Regions from separate parts of the Homo sapiens genome. Here region 2 is linked to region 1. Evidence: read pairs that join two places in POLR2A ChIA-PET (ENCODE). Cell type or tissue: Panc1. All regions are shown on one strand. Links, peaks and the distances in the headings refer to the core of each region. The heading gives the core; the rest is flanking DNA.

Evidence for each region. ChIA-PET counts read pairs that join two places held together with the same protein. Peaks named below come from ENCODE experiments on the same cell type or tissue, not always from the same donor. Only the 100,000 strongest peaks of a DNase experiment are listed, where the experiment ranks them.
Region 2: POLR2A ChIA-PET joins it to region 1 with 5 read pairs; 2 of 35 experiments call an interaction of 5 or more read pairs at or near these places.

The regions. Positions count from the first base shown.
Region 1 is chr7:126,715,818-126,721,212 of GRCh38, reverse strand. The region is part of intron 7 of GRM8 (glutamate metabotropic receptor 8); the gene reads left to right. Among named protein-coding and RNA genes, the nearest start is that of MIR592, 340 kb to the left of the region's middle. RefSeq lists an enhancer at 878-927. In Panc1, for the core only: no CTCF peak of the experiment used is centred there; no DNase peak of the experiment used is centred there.
Region 2 is chr7:126,409,339-126,414,733 of GRCh38, reverse strand. No RefSeq gene overlaps it. Among named protein-coding and RNA genes, the nearest start is that of MIR592, 650 kb to the left of the region's middle. In Panc1, for the core only: no CTCF peak of the experiment used is centred there; a DNase peak (open chromatin) is centred at 3,272; H3K4me3 peaks cover 281 bases.

The DNA.
Region 1 (5,395 bases), core at 227-5,226:
TTTGATCACCATTCAAGCCAAGCCCTGAGGCTTTTGACATTGTGAAGAAATAGTGACAGATCAAAGGATAAAAAGAAAAATCACTGCAGATAACATTCTGTTCACACATTTTAAAGACAGGTATATCCTATATACCATTGGGGTGTAGGGTCAAGCTGTTAGTGCTGATGAGATGTCAGCTCAAGAGAGCAGAAAACATTTTATGTTGTGATGACAGTAGAATGGCCAACACACTGATCTTTAATCTCTGTGTTTGCTAGAGGGAAAAAGTGAAGGAAGGCAGCAAAATAAACACAAAGCAGTTTCCTCAAAAGCCATCTGAAAGCTCTGAGTCTCCCCATACTCTTCTTAGAGATGCCAATGAAAATTCTACCTCTGTCTAGTGAAAGTTTACTTTTTTCTCATTTTCCTGTTTTGTAAAAGTAAGACAAAAATTACAAAGAAATACCTTTGGTCGAGGAAGTATTAATATATAAAATTCAGTTGGTATAAGAGATCCACATGTATTTTTGTCTATTTATAAACACTAAAAGTTTTATATTTTATTAGTATATTAGAATTATGAATCTTGGAATTGTAAAGACAGTGTGTATGGGGTCTCAGAAATAATCTACTTATCCTTTCTGTGTCATCCTTTTCAAATGAATATACTGCAACATTTTTGGTTAAAAGTTAAATTTTGCTTTCATTATATTCACATATGAAACCCTTGTCAGGAAGGTTTTCTGTCAGAAGAATGATGACTGCTCTAATAACCACTTATTCATTTAAGAGGCAACTTGTGGTCAGGCACAGTTGCTCACACCTGTAATCCCAGCTGAGGCAGGAGGATCGCTTGAGCCTGGGACTTTGAGAACAGCCTGGGCCACATAGACCCTGTCTCTACAAAAAAAAATTTAAAAAATTATCCAGGTTTGGTGGCACATGCCTGTAGTCCCAGCTACTCAGAAGGCCGAAGAAGGAGGATTACTTGAGCCCAGGAAGTTGAGGCTGCAATGATTATGCCACTGTACTCCGGTCTGGGTGACAGAGCCAGATCCCATCTCAAAAAAAAAAAAAAAATTGTGAGAATAACATGAGTTAAATATACATAATAAAGGAAGAACAGGAAGAGAGAGACAAGAAAGGAAGGTAAGAAGCAGAAGGAGAGGAGGGAGTGACAAGTAAGAAAGGGTATGTTTATAGTATATTGATATAACAGCTACTCTTACTAGAGACATTATAAATTAGAGACACTGATAAAATTATCACTATTACTTTAAAAAACATAACATTGGAATTAGAAGAAGTAAGGGAAAAGAAAAAATATAGAACTTGCTATAGAAATCAGTAAATACCTTGTATTTCTTTTTTTTTTTTTTCAAGACTAAAGACTATCTTTTAAACTAACAGCTGCTGCTTTAAAGAAAAAAAAAAAAATCCACCCACTCTTCAAGTCTCTGTCTATTTGTGATTTCCCAGCTCCCTGGAGGCCTGGTGAATTGTGTGGCATTTTTGCACAGAAAGATTACCCTGCTAAAAACTAGTGGATCACAGCCTGGGCAAACTTCAGCTATCACAGCTATCACAGGGCTGTCCAATAATACACCTCTGTAAGGTGTCGTGGTGGTTCCTTGGCCCTTCATTGTTATTTTTCACACATGTTGACTCTCACAGACTTACAACAGCATACTTTCATGTATGACATGACTGACACCTTGACAAAATCATTTACAACCTAGTTCATGACTCCTTTTAGTACAATACCTGAACCAGACCTACCCAGTTACTGGAATATGATTGCAGCAGAATTCCTATAGGTTTAAAAACATGCTGATGAATACTTTATTGAGTAAACATTTTATTTTGACCACTTAATGTAGTTTAGAAAGTGAAATCTATGTTTGTGTTAATAACAACTACTTTCAAAATATCCTTTTATATCACTCAGTAAGTTAAAACGATTAATGCATACTGTGATAATTTATTGTGTGCCAAAAATTATGCAAAATACTTTTATCCCATCAATATTATCTCATTTATTAATTTATATTTTATGATAACTTTGCAAAGTGTCTATTATTATAATACACACTTAGGTAAAAAAAGATCTGGAGTTCACAGAGCTTTAATAATTTTTCTAAACCCTCCCACCTTTTCAGTAGCTAATCTAAGAATTGAACTCACATGTGTTTGACTCCAAAACCCAGGTAATTCCATTGTCCCACAATATGCAGTATTGATTTTACATTAAATTATTTCCAAAGTATATAAAAGTAACTATATGAAAGATAATGGTACAGACCCTAATATTTTTCCTTAAAGAAGTAGATAGTAAGGTTATTTAGCTGGAAAGTATGGCAGATTATGAAAATGATTTGGAGCTACCCTCATGAGAAATGTATTTGAGTATCTCTAAGGAGTTCATAATCATGGTGAGAGCCCAAGTGAAAGTGGCTGACACGAACATATAATAGTGCAGTAACTGGAACCTCGTGGCACTCAGGCCGTTCTGGACATGGAAGAGATAGAAAGCATGAACAATGGAGCTGATCCCTGCAGTGAATAATTCTAGAGGGCTGGAGATGCAAGTCAAATGGAAAGTCTGAAGTTCACATGTGGTTACATCTACCTTTGACTCTCAGTTGGCTATGATGCCCTGCAAAGTAGCTAGTGGAGGCATCACCCTGAAAAGTCCTGGCCTCCACCACACAGCAGCAAAACAACTCACTAGCACAGGGAGACAAAAGCTCATCACTACAAATTCTTGCAAATAACTCACCCCAGGATATGAAATTTCAGAATCAAAATCCAAAAAATCTGTGAATCAACTATACCCCCACCCTAGAGCTTGAGCCTAAAATAGTCAGGTATAAACACTCTTGGTCACTGAAGTACGCATTTTTTTAACCTCCTAATATGGAACAAGCTTAGCCTTCCCTCTGGAAAACTGAGTAAATAGAGAAAAAAACACTGAAGTTATTATTATTATTATTATTTTTGAGACAGAGTCTCACTCTGTCACACTGAGTGCAGTGGCGTGATCTCGGCTCACTGCAAGCTCCCACTCCTGGATTCACGCCATTCTCCTGCCTCAGCCTCCCGAGTAGCTGGGGCTACAGGCGCCTGCCACCACGCCCTGCTAATTTTTTGTATTTTTTTTTTAGTAGAGACGGGGTTTCACCGTGTTGGCCAGGGTGGTCTCGATCTCCTGACCTTGTGATCCGCCGGCCTTGGCCTCCCAAAGTGCTGAGATTACAGGTGTGAGCCACCACGCCCGGCCAACACCGAAGTTATTAAAGACATCACCATTCAAACTAAGGAACCTATCTAACTATGTACTTATGAAAGAGTTACTCCTAGAAATAAGCAAAGAGTTTAGATGATGTTAAATTTATGTTCTTAGCACGGTTTCTAAGTAAATGATTTTTTGTCCATAAAATTATTCCGATATTAACCAAAATAATTGGTAATTTAAGTCCTGTTATAATTTTGAGTAAATAAATTATTGCCTCCTAAATTTTTATGTTTTTACAAGTATGTAAATTGGTAATATGTAATATAAAGGGAATGTATTTTAAAATGTTAGATTCCACAATTATTTGAAGTAGAAATGCAGGTTACACTACAAAGTCTACTTATTTGAAATAGTATGTAGAGAAAGCATGGTTATTGGCCTGTATTACTTTTCCTAATTGTCTCTTTTTGGGGAAGCTTTGTCCATAGTTGTATGTCCCAAAGTCCATAGTTGTATGTCCCAAACATGTTTGAGCTGCCCTCCTGGTGTGAAGGAGGGTGAAGGATGGCTGTGTCTGGTGAGCCCGCTTACTCCCAGCACTCGTGTCCCTGGATGGCTCACATGCATGCTACATGAAATCTCCACAACTCTTATTTCACCCTCCACCCCACAAGCCTCGACCTTCCTGTCAGTCACACCAGTGCTTTCCATCTCCACCCTTCTAGAATTATTTGCCTCAGGGATCAGCTCCATTGTCCATACTTTCTCTCTCTTCCCTATCCAGAGTTGCCTGAGGGCCATAGATTTCAGTGACTATACCATAATACATTTGTGCCAGCCACTTTCATTCAGGTGCTCACCACAATCATGACCCTCTAATAGATGCCCAAATCTCACAAAGATGGTCCCAAGTCATTTTCATAATCTGCTGCATCTCTCAGGCAAATGATCTTACTCCCTATTTCTTCAGGGAAAAGTTTTAGGCTCTTTACCATCATCTTTCATGTAGTTCCTTTTCTCCACCTCAAAAGATTTTAAGGAACTCTTATCTTTTTTCTGCTCCTCTTGACATGTTTATTATTCCTCCCTACTGGTGGAAGAAGAGCATGCTGGCCTCTTAGAGAATAACCCCTCCACTCATGTTCATGATTCTTCCTCTTCTCCCTCATGCTTTCCTCTCAATCACTCCCATTTCTTCATTTTCTCTCTCCTCACCGATAATTTATTTTCTACCTACAAACATTGTAAAAAATCATACATGAGAGTAGAGAGATCCTTAGAAACATCCTCAGGGAGAATGAAAGTCCTTGGCTCTTGAAGTTTCTGGGCACAGGCACACATAGAATACACAACAGAGTAGAAGTTTTGGACAAAAGAGAGCATGCATCAGGATGATGGAGGTGAAAACCAACATTTCATAGGGGAATTTAGGGAAGGAATCCTGAGTGATGCATCATGAAGTCATACGTTCTAGCAGCACCCACCCTCAGCACCCAAGGAGAATGACATAGGCAGATGCCACGGGGAGCAAAGGGTGTTATAGAAAAACAGTAACTATTACAAGCCTAACTGATCCCTTTCTGAATTTCAACACTTTTTTTTTTTTCTGTAGAGAAATAACTTAGCTGTCAAATATACTTCTCTGGCTAACTGCTTCACAACTCCAGATAGTTACAGAAATTGTTGCTGCCAACATGAGTCTCAAATTAGGCCAATTAGACTACAATTCAGGAGTCTAAGACCCTGACTATATGTAAGGAAAAAAAAAAACTGTTTTGAAAAAGAAGCCAGATGAGCATTTTAGAGAGAGAAAAAAAAGTGTTTATTCAATGTTTATTCAGTTTTCCTGCCTAAATTTAAATGCTTCTTAATTCAATTAAATTGTGTCAAACTGAGTATTATTAAGCACTTACTATATGTCTGTCTGCTCTAGAGGATGCAAATATATTTATGCCTAGGTGATATAAAATCTATTTTAGGTGAAAGGACTTATGCATGTGAAAAAAAATTAGAGAACAGAGTTCAATTATAAGCAACTGTGAAAATACATGCTCAGTTAATAACCTATCATGGTGGTCAGAAAAAATAAAATCAGTTTTGGTTGGAATTATCCATAAAGGAAATGGGACAGAAAAGCCATTGGCAGTGATAGAAAGGGTATTTGAAAAGATAGGAGTA
Region 2 (5,395 bases), core at 164-5,163, 310 kb after region 1:
GACGGGGTTTCACTGTGTTAGCCAGGATGGTCTCGATTTCCTGACCTCGTGATCCACCCGCCTCGGCCTCCCAAAGTCCTGGGATTACAGGCGTGAGCCACTGTGCCCAGACATGAATTGCTATTTTTAACTAAGCATGCTTGATTACTTATTTCTTATTATATTTGGAGGGTAAGCAATGGAGAGGCAAGGAAAGAAGAATAAAATCCGTGAGTAAAATAGATATGGCAAGAGAATAACTCAAAGCGAGGAGCATCTTTGAATGATTTTATTCTACCTGAAGCAATTGAAACATTATGGAAAGATCTTCTCTGTATTTTTTACCCTATCTCAAAATATGTGTGCAGCTCAAAAACAAAGATAGAGGGGTCTCTTGGCAATCGTTTTGATCACTTCAATGGGTCATTGAAACGATTCATAAAAAGTAACAATTTTTAAAGTTGTTCTGAACGTTATATTACACATTAAAGCTACAGTAATTTTAATTAAATAATTAAAAACTTGATATTTCTATTATTTATATATGTTAAAAGAAAACCAAGATGATACTATGGAAACCAAAAATCACATGGTTGCCAAATTTTGCCAGTACCATTAAGTAGCTCTAGAAACAACTTGTTTCTATCAAAAATAAAACAATAGGTAGTTTTCTCTAAAAATAGGCCACTTGAACAGTTACATGTAGCTAACATTGCACATTGAGGGCTTTTAAAATTAATTTCTTTTTTTAGTTTTTAATTTTTGTGGGTACGTAGTAGGTGTATATATTTATGGGGTACCTGAGACACTTTGATACAGGCATGCAATGTATAATAATCACATCATGGTAAACGGGCTAAAGCATTTATCCTTTGTCTTAAAAACAATCCAGTCATACTTTTTTAGTTATTTTAAAGTGTATCAAAATAAGTCTTCTGTAAATGACATTTATTCTTAAATTATTTAAGAAAAGCTGTAAGTTTATTTACTATCATCCAGCATAAGATAAATGACAGCATGGAATGTGGCTTGTGACATATTGTCCTAATGTCCTTAAAAACATGTTAAAAGAAGAAACAAGTTATTGAAGAGCCAAGGGCTAAGGAATAAAATTTGGTGTTACTATCTGTGTCTGTTAAAATCTGCAGAGACAACCACCCTTCTAAAGGCCTTCTTTCTAAAAACAATATATTATTTCAGCTATTTGTTTATTTTTTATTGACAAAAATTGCACATATTTATGGTGTAAAACATGCTATTTTGATATATGTAAACATTGTGGAATGGTTAAATCACGCTATTCAAAATATGGATTACCTTATGTACTTTTTTGTGGTTAGGACATTTAAAACCTCTTCTTTTAGCAATTTTCAAGTATACAATATATAAAAGCTTTCTTTTGTAAGAGGGGTATTTTCCTAATGAATCAGGTCAGTAATGGAATTGAGACTAACTTCTCTGGGCCATCTCTGAAGAGACAAAATTGTGATTATAATTACTGATAATATGTGAGTTGAAGTTTAAATGTTTCAGCTGCAGTAAAACATGAGTTATTTTAACATAAATCAGTCAAGCAAAAATGTTGGATATAAAGCTTACCTCCACACATTAAAAAAAAGCTTCCCAAAGGCAAAGATTTTCTTCTGTTTTATTTACTAATGAATTCTAAGCTACTAGAACCATAAGTATACGGTAGGCACTTTAGCAATTAAATATTTGTTGAATAAGGAAATGAATGAATAAGTAACAAGCAATGCATGTGATATGAATAAAATATTCAACAATCCTTCAAACAATTTATATGGATTATCTTCTTTGCTGTACTACTGTATATGGTATTTATATTATCTTCATTTACACGTGAGTAAACTGAGGCACAGAACGATTAAGAAATTCACGTGAGTTCATTATCTTTTAAATAGTGTTGCCAGGTACTCAGTTGCCTGACTTCAAAACCCACTCTCTTAATCACTTCCCATTCCACAAATGCAGGACTTATGCTGTTTCCCTGTACCTAACCCTTACCTTTTTAGTATCGGGAAATGTAAGTCAAAGTTAACTGTTAAACATACGTCAAAGCTCAATGATAAATGTGTTTAAATGCATCTGCCATTAATGATATGTTTTTTTGCATACATCTGTAGCAATCAGAATTGATAAGATCTAATATCCAATGCTGGCAGGCATGTTAATTTTTTGACATATTTTTACAAACCAGCATTGAAGCTTATATAATTATTATTGGTTGATCTAGTTTCTCAGTTTTCTGTAATGTGAAAAGAATTTGGGACCTAAACTATTCATATTTTACAGTACCACAAAAAGAGCTACAATCATCATTCCAGAGCACCCTTGAACATTCTAAGTGTCGATTTAGCTTTTTATTTGTCACTTCTGTAAAAGCCTAGGTTACATTACAAAATTTAACAGTTTTAGAAGGAGAGAACATAATAAAGTAACAGGAATGCCAATATTTCACACAGTGGGTCTCAGGAAACCTGATTCATGTTTTGATGACATTCATTCCCTGTTCTAGCCAAGCTCCCATTCCAGCTGCACCTTGATGCCAAGTCAACTGGATGCCGACCAGACTAATCCTCCTCTGGAACTAGAAAGGGTTCAGCATATGATTAAACAGGCCAAATTTTCTAATGATGTTTAGCTGTTTCTCATCTGAGTAAAAAATGTCAAAGATGCCTTGGGCACCATTTAAACATTAAGCCATACACAGCCACTACCAATACAGGTGAGACAGGGTGAGTTTCTGTTCTCTCAACTGCCCTAGTAGCTTTGGTTTGCAGTTTCTTGGTGTGAATGTGTACTTGGCTCGAGATTCACTCCAGCCTTACTTTTCATTTCCATCACTCGCTTCTCCCTCATAACTTTCAATGTGCAGGGAAAGGGATTGTGCTCTTCCATTTCAGTAGTTTTATTATGTTTTACTTGAATCAAGATAATGTTCAAGTTCCAAAAATATTCAGATTAGGGTAGAGTTGTTAGCTTAAAAGAAATCCCCTGAAATTAACCAGAGTTATTTATTTTGAGAAATAAATCGTGAACCATGAGTGAAGCAGAGGCACCTGAAAGAAATCAAGGGTGGTTTACCAGTCCAAGTTTAGAATAACTACAGTCAGCATTTAAGAAGGAAGGAAGAGAAAGGTTTGGCATTAAATATTAAAGTTTGCATAGTGAGGCAGGCAGAAAAGACTTGGAGACCTTGAGCACCCAGAGATGTTAACCATTCCACTTCTCTGCCAGAACTTGATGAGAAGGAAAATCAGCCACACTGCTGAATCATGCTTTCATTTTCATTTTTTACTTTTGTGTTTTTGTTGTATTTGAAATGATAGCTGCTCTGGTAAAGACTTCTAATTGTTGTTGAATATTCATTATCCTCCTCTTATATGGTAACAGGCACTTCAGTTTTTAGCTGGATATATTCCTACCTGTAACAAAGACCCTATTTCATTTTTCCCATGCAAATGGTGTGGTGGCCGTGAACCTTCTCTTCTCTCTTTTACCTTCCTGCTGTTTAAAACACAGATGTGCACAAACAGCCAGCTGACTGCTGGCAAATAAGCAAAACCAATTCAATGGAAGAAAGAGATTCTTTTTAACAAATAGTGCTGAAACAATTGGCATCAACTTCCAAAAAAAGTGAACTTTGACCTAAAGCCCGTGCTTTACACAAAATTAACTCAAAATAGATACAAAATGTAAAACTATAAAGCTTTTTAAACAACATATGGGAGAAAATCTTCATGACCTAGGGTTAGCAAAAAATTCTTAGACATGGCATCAAGTCATGATCCACAAGAGAAAAAAAATATTAAATTTCATCAAAATTAAATACTTTTGCTCTGGGAAAGACTATACTAAAAAATGAAAACACAAGCCACCGATTAGAGAAAACATTTGCAAATCGTGTATCAGGCATAATACTCATATCCACAATGTTTAAAGAACTCTCTACACCCAACAGCAAGAAAACAAGTAATACAATTAAAAAATGAGCAAAGTGTTTCACAGATATATTATCAAAGACAATATTCGAGGGACAAATAAACATAGTAAAAGATGTTCAATTAGCCCTTAAGAAATGCAAATGAAAGCGACTATGAGACACCATACATATCTATTAATATGATTAAACAATTTTAAATATATGTCAACTACTGACAAGGTTGTGAAGAAACTGGATCTCTCTTACACTGCTTGTGGAAACATAAATGATACAGCCAATCAATAAATTAGTCTGGAAGTTCATTGCAAAATTAAACATATACTTACCATAGGAGCCAGCACTTGCACTTTTGGTTATTTATCCTAGAGAAATGAAACGTGTGTGTGTGTGTGTGTGTGTGTGTGTGTGTAGATGATAGGTACATAAGACCTGTCTATACTATTTTTGCTACTTTCTGTGAGTCTGAGTCTATAATTATTTTAAAACAAAAACGTTTAAACAAAACATTGTTGGTTAATGCAGTTATGAAAAGGGGCTAGAAAGAGTTAAATGAACAATTAAATAAATTTCTTGAGTAAACAAATATTTATAATATTATGTCTTCAATTGTATGCAGAAAATATTGTTAATAAAATAGAAATTTATTTCAAAGGTAAAACAAAAACAAAGATAAAAATAAACAAAAAAGCACAATCCAGATATAATGGTTAGAGCTGCTTGCCTGGACTAGAAGGTGAAAGTTATCTTTAAATAATAGCAGATTGACAAGAGAGAAATCATTGTGGGGCTACCCTTCAAGCCCTGGAGAGCTTATGTTTACAAATGATTTTATTTATATACATCTTATTTATGCCACTTTTATATTTTTATGTCTCACAAACAAACCTAATATATCTACTCATATTATAACAAGTATACAACTATATTTGTTAATATATAAGAACAACCTAATCAAATATTATTGCATTTGATATAATAGTATACAAATATGTATATATAATATAATATTAACACATAATCAAATATAATTAGCATTTATTGTCCAGGCTACGTTGACTCAAATAACCAAAAGTAGAATCCAAATTTACCACTTTGCTTATTTGTTTACTGGGATTCCACCTGATGTGCTTTGCAGCTACTCATGATGTCAGCAGCCTTTATCTCATATGAACATGTGAAAATAACACTGTTGAAACTTTTATGGCTTTGAAGAGCACACTGAATGTAATCACTATGTTTTCTTCCCATTTTCTTTAACATGAGAGTGCAATATGAGATGACACTATGTAATTTCAAGAGCTCATGAATTCTGACCCGTAACATGAAAACCCAGCTCCTCTTGAGGCTGAGTAAGTATCTGGCTATAGTCTAAGACAATGTTTTTGATAGCTAAGTGACTTATATTTGATATTGTACCCAGATCCCAGGGCATCCTCTTTCATAGATTTAAGT